Regions from separate parts of the Homo sapiens genome. Here region 2 is linked to region 1. A link is a loop called in an ENCODE intact Hi-C map of the cell type or tissue named here. Cell type or tissue: GM12878. All regions are shown on one strand.

Region 1 (4,000 bases):
CAAGGGAGGTGAAGCACCTTGGCGGCTTATCACTTGGAGGTGATGAACTGACTTCTCCAACGATGTTGAAGCGCAGCAGCGACCTGGGGATGGTCTCTGTCCAGGGGACTTAAAAAGTCCTTGTACTTTAATTTCTTAAAAGACAAATATCATATAGCTTAAAAGTTCCATTTTATAACTAGCAAGTTGCACATAAGAGTATCTTTGTCTGACAGCAGCAGGGTGTCTTAGTCCCTTCAGGTTACTGTAAGAAAATACCACAGACTGGGTGGCTTAAACCCCAGACAGGGATTTCCCATAGGTCTGGGGCCAGGCGGTGTGAGATCAGGGAGCCAGCGTGGTCTCTGGCTCCCTGGTCTCCCCCTAACGCATTACACTGGGGGTGAGGATTTCAGCATCTGAATTGGGGGAGGGAAACAGTCCAAACACAAGAGCAATGAATAAAAATGGATGGGATTAGAGGAAAAACTGAGAAGCAATAGGGAACTGGATGATACCTGGGATGTTAAGCCTGATGGAGAAGCTGATTCTCATGTTTCTGATGTGGTGGGTCTTGGGGCCGCCATTTTGGTGGCAGGAAGGAGAGGTAGCTTTTGTGACAAGTTGGGTTTGAGGCCATCGTGGGACACCCAAGTAGAAGGCTCGGGGTCTCCATGCACTGTGGCTGTGAGCTGGAGGTGCGGTCAGGTGTCATCAGAGCAGAGAAGCAGTTGATTACACAGAAGGAGGAGCGCTGAGAAGGGATCCCGGCAGCCCTGGCATTTCTGTGCGGTGAGCAGACGAGGTCTATGGATGGAGCTCTAGGTACAGTTTGGGCAGGAAGGGAACACAGTAGGAGGCAGTGTCAGGAGCTAGGTTAGGTTTTCAAGAGGGAAGGAGAAGGGCCCGCGGCTTGTGATGCTCTCGTGTTCCTCCCCAGGTCTCACTTCCCGGTGATGCTTCCACCTTTGGCTCCTCCCTGCTGCAAATCCTGTCCCCGTGGCACTTGCCCACCATTTCTTCTCAGCAGCTGGGATCAACAGCACGTCCCATCGGGAAGCAGACAGAACAGTCACAGCAGGGAAGGAGCCAGCCCCTTTCCAATCCTGCACACCGGGACCTCCTCCAGGCCACAGGCAGAGTGCTGCCCGTGCCTACTTGGGATCACATTTCGTAACCGATTTTACCTTTTAAACTATGATGTGTCTGTTTTAAATTATGTGCTTCATTGGAACTAGTGAGCTTTCCAAATATTACTATATCATCTCTAAGGAATAAAGCTTTCCCTTTTGCTTAGTGAAATACAACATTTGGAAGGAAGTCACTGAAGGGTACTTTCAGGGCTCCCAGAAGCGGTCCTGGAATTACATGGAAGCACAGAAAGTACAGCAGCTGCTCACAACTATTCATCAATTATAAAGCCATGTATGATCTGAATCTCATCACCAAAACCAGGCTTTTTCATAGGAGGTTTTTTCCTATGCATTAATTTTGTAATATGAAGTTCAATTTTCACATGGTGAGACATCAAAACTTCAAGGGGGCCTTAAACTTTGTTTTTAATTTTGATTGGCAGTGCTCATATCTAAGGTTTAAGTTCTGTTTGACTTCATGTTCCTTGTCAGACAGTGATCTGTAAATAAGTACCACAATGTTGTCATGTTGGATACATATACACTATTAGATGTTTGTTTAAACATGAAACTTTTAAGTACTGCTGTCAAAATGACTGCTGAGGTATGTGTGTATTTTGTTATTAATTAGTACTTTTGTTTATATTATTCATCAATCCATCCATCTGTCCATCCATCCCTATTTATCAATCTATCCATCCCTCCCTTCCTCCTGCTCTCCCTTCCTTCATCCAAACATCCACCTACCTACTAGTAAGCTACATATGGTGCTGCATTCCTCTAAGTAATAGTGCTGAGGTGGAGGTCAGTATCCCTTGTGCACCGCAGAGCTACTGTTTTACTGAATCGATAGTGCTCTGAAAATCAAACTATAAAACCATTATTGATATAAACATGTTTATAACAAAACCCTTTAGAGTTACAAGCTAGGTAAATGAATGAACTACACCCCTAAATTGATTCCTTCTCCTATAGAGAACAGCCTTTGAAAAAGTTATTTAACGACTTGGTTGGGGGGTGGGCAGGAAAGCTTCCTAACGAATTCTCTCTGTGTCATTTTACTCAATAAAAGTACATTACGGGCACTCTTAGCATGCATATTAAAGTGTATGTATGTAAATTAAGTGGTGAGCAAAAGACTTCAAGACAGCTCAAAAAACCTTCCTGATTTCCTCTTTTAATGGTACAGATGCCGCGTCCACCAATCTGTCAGAAACCAGTGAAAACCCAGCAAGGCCCTGAAAGGTGCTGACTGTCTTAAAGTCAAAAACAAACCGCAAGTTTCTAGATGGTCACTAGAATCATTTTCTTTTTCCACATCCTCTGAGTAAAACATGTGAAATCAATTCATCTTACGTAGCCTTCTGCATGAGACTCATGATCCGCAAGTGTGACGGGAGGCCCCTATCGGTTTTGTGTGTTTAGAGGGACATTATGACTTCAGACAGACTCGGGAAGATTAGCCATGTACGGGATTAAAATGCTCTAACCTGTAGAGCAGCAAGTTGTGTTTATTTTCAACAGCACTTTCGTTATGGAAAAACCACATTTAGGTGCCTTAGATGTGACTTGCTTGTGGTATGCTTGCTGTATAATATGACTCCACACATTGTCAGGACAGCAAAAGCACAGCGATGTTTGCCTGCTTTTGAGAGAAGCTACAGAGGGGGCTTCCCCAAACAGGATTATCACAGCATAAAGAGAGTGCCTTTGCTGGCCTGTGTGAGTGATTTTTCCATGTCATCTCCAAATGTGCCATGTAGAAGAAGCTGCCATTTATAATGGGAACTGATAAACACAGAGAAAAAAGCCTAAGGAATTCATTGGACCTGGAGGGGATTAAAAGACTTCGTGATTAAATGAGCTGGTGGATGAGCCAATGAGCTGTCTGTGTGGTGAGCACGTGGCAGCTGGCAATGCAGAGGCCTCTCTTCGGTCCTCTCCTTGGTCCTTTCCATACTGACACCCGTTGTGCATGGCCCAGCAACCTACTCAACAGGGGATGAGAGGCCTACAAAGCCAATGCCCTTCAGGATGGATTTATTTTCTGGTTTTCACAGGGATGCCCTCAGTTCTCCTTCCTGCAAATATAGTAACTGCTGACTCCTGAAATAAAAGCCGGTGTTTATAGCTGTGGTTGCAAAGTCAGTGTTTCCCAAACAAAGATGTGTTGCAGTACCAGGTGAGGCTTATGTTGTTTTCACTGGCCTCCCATGCCCATATTAACGTTCAATTCTAAATTGTCTAGTAGTAGAATGTTCATGAGGTAAGGGGTTTCTAGAATGTTCTGTGACACAGCAGTCCAGAGAAATTTTCCAGAAAAAGGAGATTCCTCCCATTAAATGAGGAACTGGGGACCTGCCATGTACAATTAGCACAGAAATGTTTCCAGAAGTGCTGCCATGGATAACTGTGTAGTTGAAACCTCACTGAGGCCTCTCAGGCATGGACACCTATCTTCAGAGCAAATCGATGAAGGTCCCGCAAAGCAGCACTCCGAGGAATCTATTTTGGGGACGTTTTCACAAAGAGTAGCTGAATGTGGCATGACTCACGTCAATGCAAATGCAATTCATTTGCCTTGTTTTCTTGAACTATTCTGAATCTTACCTGTAAATAACGACAGATGAGGCAGATTTCACCTTAAATGCCTATCCTCTTGCAGGAATGGTTGCTTACATGGCATTGAGGCTACTGCTTAATTCAGAACTGAAGGGACCAGCTCTGTGAGGGCACCCTCCCTAGGCCCCTCGGCAATGGGCTCTGCTGACCACTCATGACAAAATGGCGCCCAGGGCACCTGTGAGGGCAACACAGGGCCTGGTCCATCCCTCTCTCCTTTCCTTTAGATAGAGAGGGGCGTGAGCATATTCTCAATCCTGGAAAAC
Region 2 (4,000 bases), 200 kb after region 1:
TTTCAGCCTTCTCTTCCTAGCAGCCCTAATCCTGACCCTTTTCTTGGGCTTCCTTCATTACTTCCGGCCCCTGAACTGCTTCATGATGAGGAACTACGAGATCATTCAGCAGCCCATGTCCTATGACAATCTCACCCAGAGGCTAACGGTGGAGGCGGCCCAGTTCATACAGCGGTGGGTATTGCCTTGTCCTCTGATGCTGCCTGTTAAAAAACATTCTGGGTTATTTCTCGTGGAGGTGGAAGAACCAACAGGGTTTTGTTGTTGTTGTTGTTTGTGGTTTGTTCGTTTTTTTGAGACAGAGTCTTGCTCTGTCGCCCAGGCTGGAGTGCAGTGGCGTGATCTCGGCTCACTGCAAGCTCTGCCTCCCGAGTTCACGCCATTCTCCTGCCTCAGCCTCCTGAGTAGCTGGAACTATAGGCGCCCGCCACCACACCTGGCTAATTTTTTGTATTTTTAGTAGAGACGGGGTTTCACCGTGTTAGCCAGGATGGTCTCGATCTCTTGACCTCGTGATCCGCCCGCCTCGGCCTCCCAAAGTGCTGGGATTACAGGCGTGAGCCACCACGCCCAGCCAGAACTGGTAGGGTTATTATGCTAGCCACATTTTCCCTTCCATGCCTAACACATTTCTTCAGCCAGAGCTCGCCATAGCACATGTTTAATGGCCTTAGAAAGGTATTGCAATGCAGTGTGCTCTCCTTAGAGTCTCTTTGCCAACATTCCCCACATCCTGGGCTGGAAAGGCCCATGGCAAATTAATGTCTGCTGATGACAAAGGAGGTGTCAGATATCCCACTGGTTTTTTGTTTGTTTGTTTGTTTGAGAGGGAATCTCTCTGTGTCGCCCAGGCTGGAGTGCAAGTGGTGCGATCTTGGCTCACTGCAACCTCCACCTCCCAGGTTCAAGTGATTCTCCTGCCTTAGCCTTCTGAGTAGCTGGGATTACAGGTGCCTGCCACCATGCCTGGCTAATTTTTTTTCTATTTTTAGTAGAGACAGGGTTTCACAAACTTGGTCAGTCTGCATTTTGAACTCCTGACCTCAGGTGATCCACCCACCTCGGCCTCCCAAAGTGCTGGGATTACAGGTGTGAGCCACAGTACCCAGCCCCACTGGTCTTTAATTTTCAAATGTGGCCATCAAGAGAGGCAAGATAATGGCTTATGTTTAGTTTATAGGTTGTCCTTGTGATATAAACAATGTGGAAAGATCCAAAATATTTTGGATTAATCTCTGAGCAAACAAAACAAAACAAAAACCTCTGTGAGTAAACTGGGTGAAGTGAATGATGTCTCTTGGGTCTGTCAGGTCCCATTGAGTTTATAGTTTTGGGGATTGCAATCTGTAAATGGAATAACCATCAACAGTGGAGCAGACAGCATTCCTGAATTACATAGGTAGGTATAATATATATCTATATTATAATACATAATATAGAGAGCATAAGTAGATATAATTAAGTAGATATTATATAGAGGCTATGTCAAAAACACTTGCTATTCAAAACAAGCAAATAAAAGTATTTTGTTCCACTTGTAACTGTGGAGAACAGGACTCTAAAGAGAAATGGAAAGTTCATCTGAAAATCAGACGTTTGGTCTTTATGGTGACTTAAACTCTATGAGAGATGTAAAAGAGAGTTGGGAGGGTGATTTAAAAATTATAAAGGAGACAGAGGAAATATAGGTAATATTGGTTTGTCATCCAATTAATTGCATGACACAAAATTGTAAAATCAATCTCTGGATTGAACAATGAATGACAATGAAAAGGAAGTTATTGTGATGAAGGGAAACTATATTAGGGATTTAATTTAAAAACAAGCAAATATGCTCAGCCTAAGAAGAGAATACATAGTTAAGGTATGTGGAAGCTACATAAGTTAGGGCTGGTGAGAAAGGTAAAAGGTAACGTACTCTATGAAAATTATGTTGTCATTTCCTCACATGGAAGATGTTGTGTTCCTCTGTCCAGATCTTGTGTGCCTGGAGTTGATGCTTTACTGGAGGTTGGGAATGGGCAGTGGTTCTCCTCACTCTCTTCTTCCAGTTATGAAACAGCATAGGAGCAACCCATTCACCTGGAGGTACAACAGTGTCCTGCTACCCACAACATCACGGATTATGCAATAGATAAATCATAGGGTGTATTTTAGTATATCTCTCTGGTATCACAAAAGTGTTTCATCAACTCTGACAGAAGCCCACATATGGTTTGGGTGTCTGAACAGACTACGAAGTGACTTACACAAAAGTTGCAATTGATAGTATCACTTCCTCCTTCTAAAAATGAGACACAAATAGAATGATTAGTTCTTATAGTTCACACCGCCTCTCAGTTTTGACAGATTTTGTTAAAATCTAAATTGTCATTGAACTGTGAAATATATAAACTGGTCATTGGTCATTTTAAGTATTCTCAGTTTCAGCCTCTGGGACTTGGCTCCAGAGAGTATTCTATGTACTAGCTGCCCAACGGCTGAGGGAGCACCACACAATTTAAGTTTTTATTTTGGTTAACATCCAACTTCTGCTGCCAGTTTCTGTTTTTGTCAGTGAAGACTGACAAAATCTCAGTGGATTAACACTTGAAGATTTGTTTCTTGCCCATGCAAAATCTATTGCTGGTTGGGTGATGCTCTAGGGAAGCTTTGCTCCATGAGGAGACTCAGGGATCCAGGTTGCTAATATCTTGTGGTTCTGTCATCTCAATAGATGGCCTTCCCAGTAGCGTCCACAGGAGAAAAGAGTTGAAGGGTCCCTTGGGGGCTTTTTGTTACTTCACTGACCCAGGGGTCAGCATGTAGACCAGGCCCCATGTCTCCACCCTGACTTGACATGGGGCTAAGAGGCAGTCTCCCCATGTCTTCAGGAAGAAGAAAATGAAACGGCCTTGCTGAACATATAGCAGTGATTTTCCTACTGCAAACAGTGATTTTCAAATTTGTTTTAAAGCTGAGGAATATTTCAGATGAAATTTTATGAGAAGCTAAGTATGTCAGAGGGATAAAAGTTGCAGTGCTTGGGTGAACCTGGAACAGAGGACTGCATTTGGAAATTGCTGACATTTAATAAAGCCCCATGGAAATCTCATGAACAGCTGGAGAGAAAGGGCAGACTCTGCAACAAAAGAATAAAAGAACATGTGAGCAAACATCTAGTTAGTGCAGACTCTAGGCAAATTAATATTTAACAGACATTTGTAAGTAAAAAAGGTAGGCACACCAGGAGAAAAATCAACACCAGCCTTGGAATTTTAAAAAAGAATTGATATTACAGCTATGTGAGTGGAGGTTGAAGGAATTTGCCCAAGGTTATAGATAGGTGTAAACTAAAGGGGCTATTTTATTATAAAAATTTGGATTGCAGACATGTACCGCATAATAACATTTTGGTCAACAATGGACCACGTATATGACAGAAGTCCCATGAGATTATAATGGAGCTGCCTTATGCAGCTGTACGTTTGTATCTTTTTTGTTTTTTTGAGATAGAGTCTCGCTCTGTTGCCCAGGCTGGGGTGCAGTGGTGCGATCTCGGCTCACTGCAATCTCCCCCTCCCGGGTTTCAGTGATTCTCCTGCCTCAGCCTCTGAAGTAGCTGGGATTACAGGTGTGTGCCACCACGCCCAGCTAATTTTTGTATTTTTAATAGAGACAGGGTTTCACCATGTTGACCAGGCTGGTCTCGAACTCCTGACCTCAAATGATCCACCCGCCTCGGCCTCTCGAAGTACTGGGATTACAGGCATGAGCCACCACGCCCGGCCACGTTTGTATCTTTTATACTGTATTTTTTCCTGTACCTTTTCTATGTGTACATATGTCTAGATAAATACTTGCCATTGCATTGCAGTTGCCTGCAGTACTCAGTACAGTCACATGCGGTGCAGGTTTGTAGCCTAGGAGTAATAGGCTTTACCATATAGCCTGGGTGTGCAGTGGGCTATACCATCTAGGCTTGTGTAAGTGCACTGTACGATGTTTGCAGAATGATGAA

The links. Peaks named below come from ENCODE experiments on the same cell type or tissue, not always from the same donor. Only the 100,000 strongest peaks of a DNase experiment are listed, where the experiment ranks them.
Region 2: it touches region 1 in a loop (2.4-fold over the local background); 1 of 110 quality-filtered maps calls a loop at or near these places.

The regions. Positions count from the first base shown.
Region 1 is chrX:7,057,024-7,061,023 of GRCh38, forward strand. All of the region lies in intron 3 of PUDP (pseudouridine 5'-phosphatase), which reads right to left. Among named protein-coding and RNA genes, the nearest start is that of STS, 89 kb to the right of the region's middle. RefSeq lists enhancers at 847-1,347, 2,152-2,301. In GM12878, no CTCF peak of the experiment used is centred here; a DNase peak (open chromatin) is centred at 2,398; H3K4me3 peaks cover 949 bases; H3K27ac peaks cover 1,106 bases.
Region 2 is chrX:7,259,599-7,263,598 of GRCh38, forward strand. It overlaps STS (steroid sulfatase), which reads left to right. Exons shown (of 11, transcript NM_001320752.2): 6 at 1-174. Among named protein-coding and RNA genes, the nearest start is that of PUDP, 110 kb to the left of the region's middle. In GM12878, no CTCF peak of the experiment used is centred here; a DNase peak (open chromatin) is centred at 2,333; H3K27ac peaks cover 536 bases.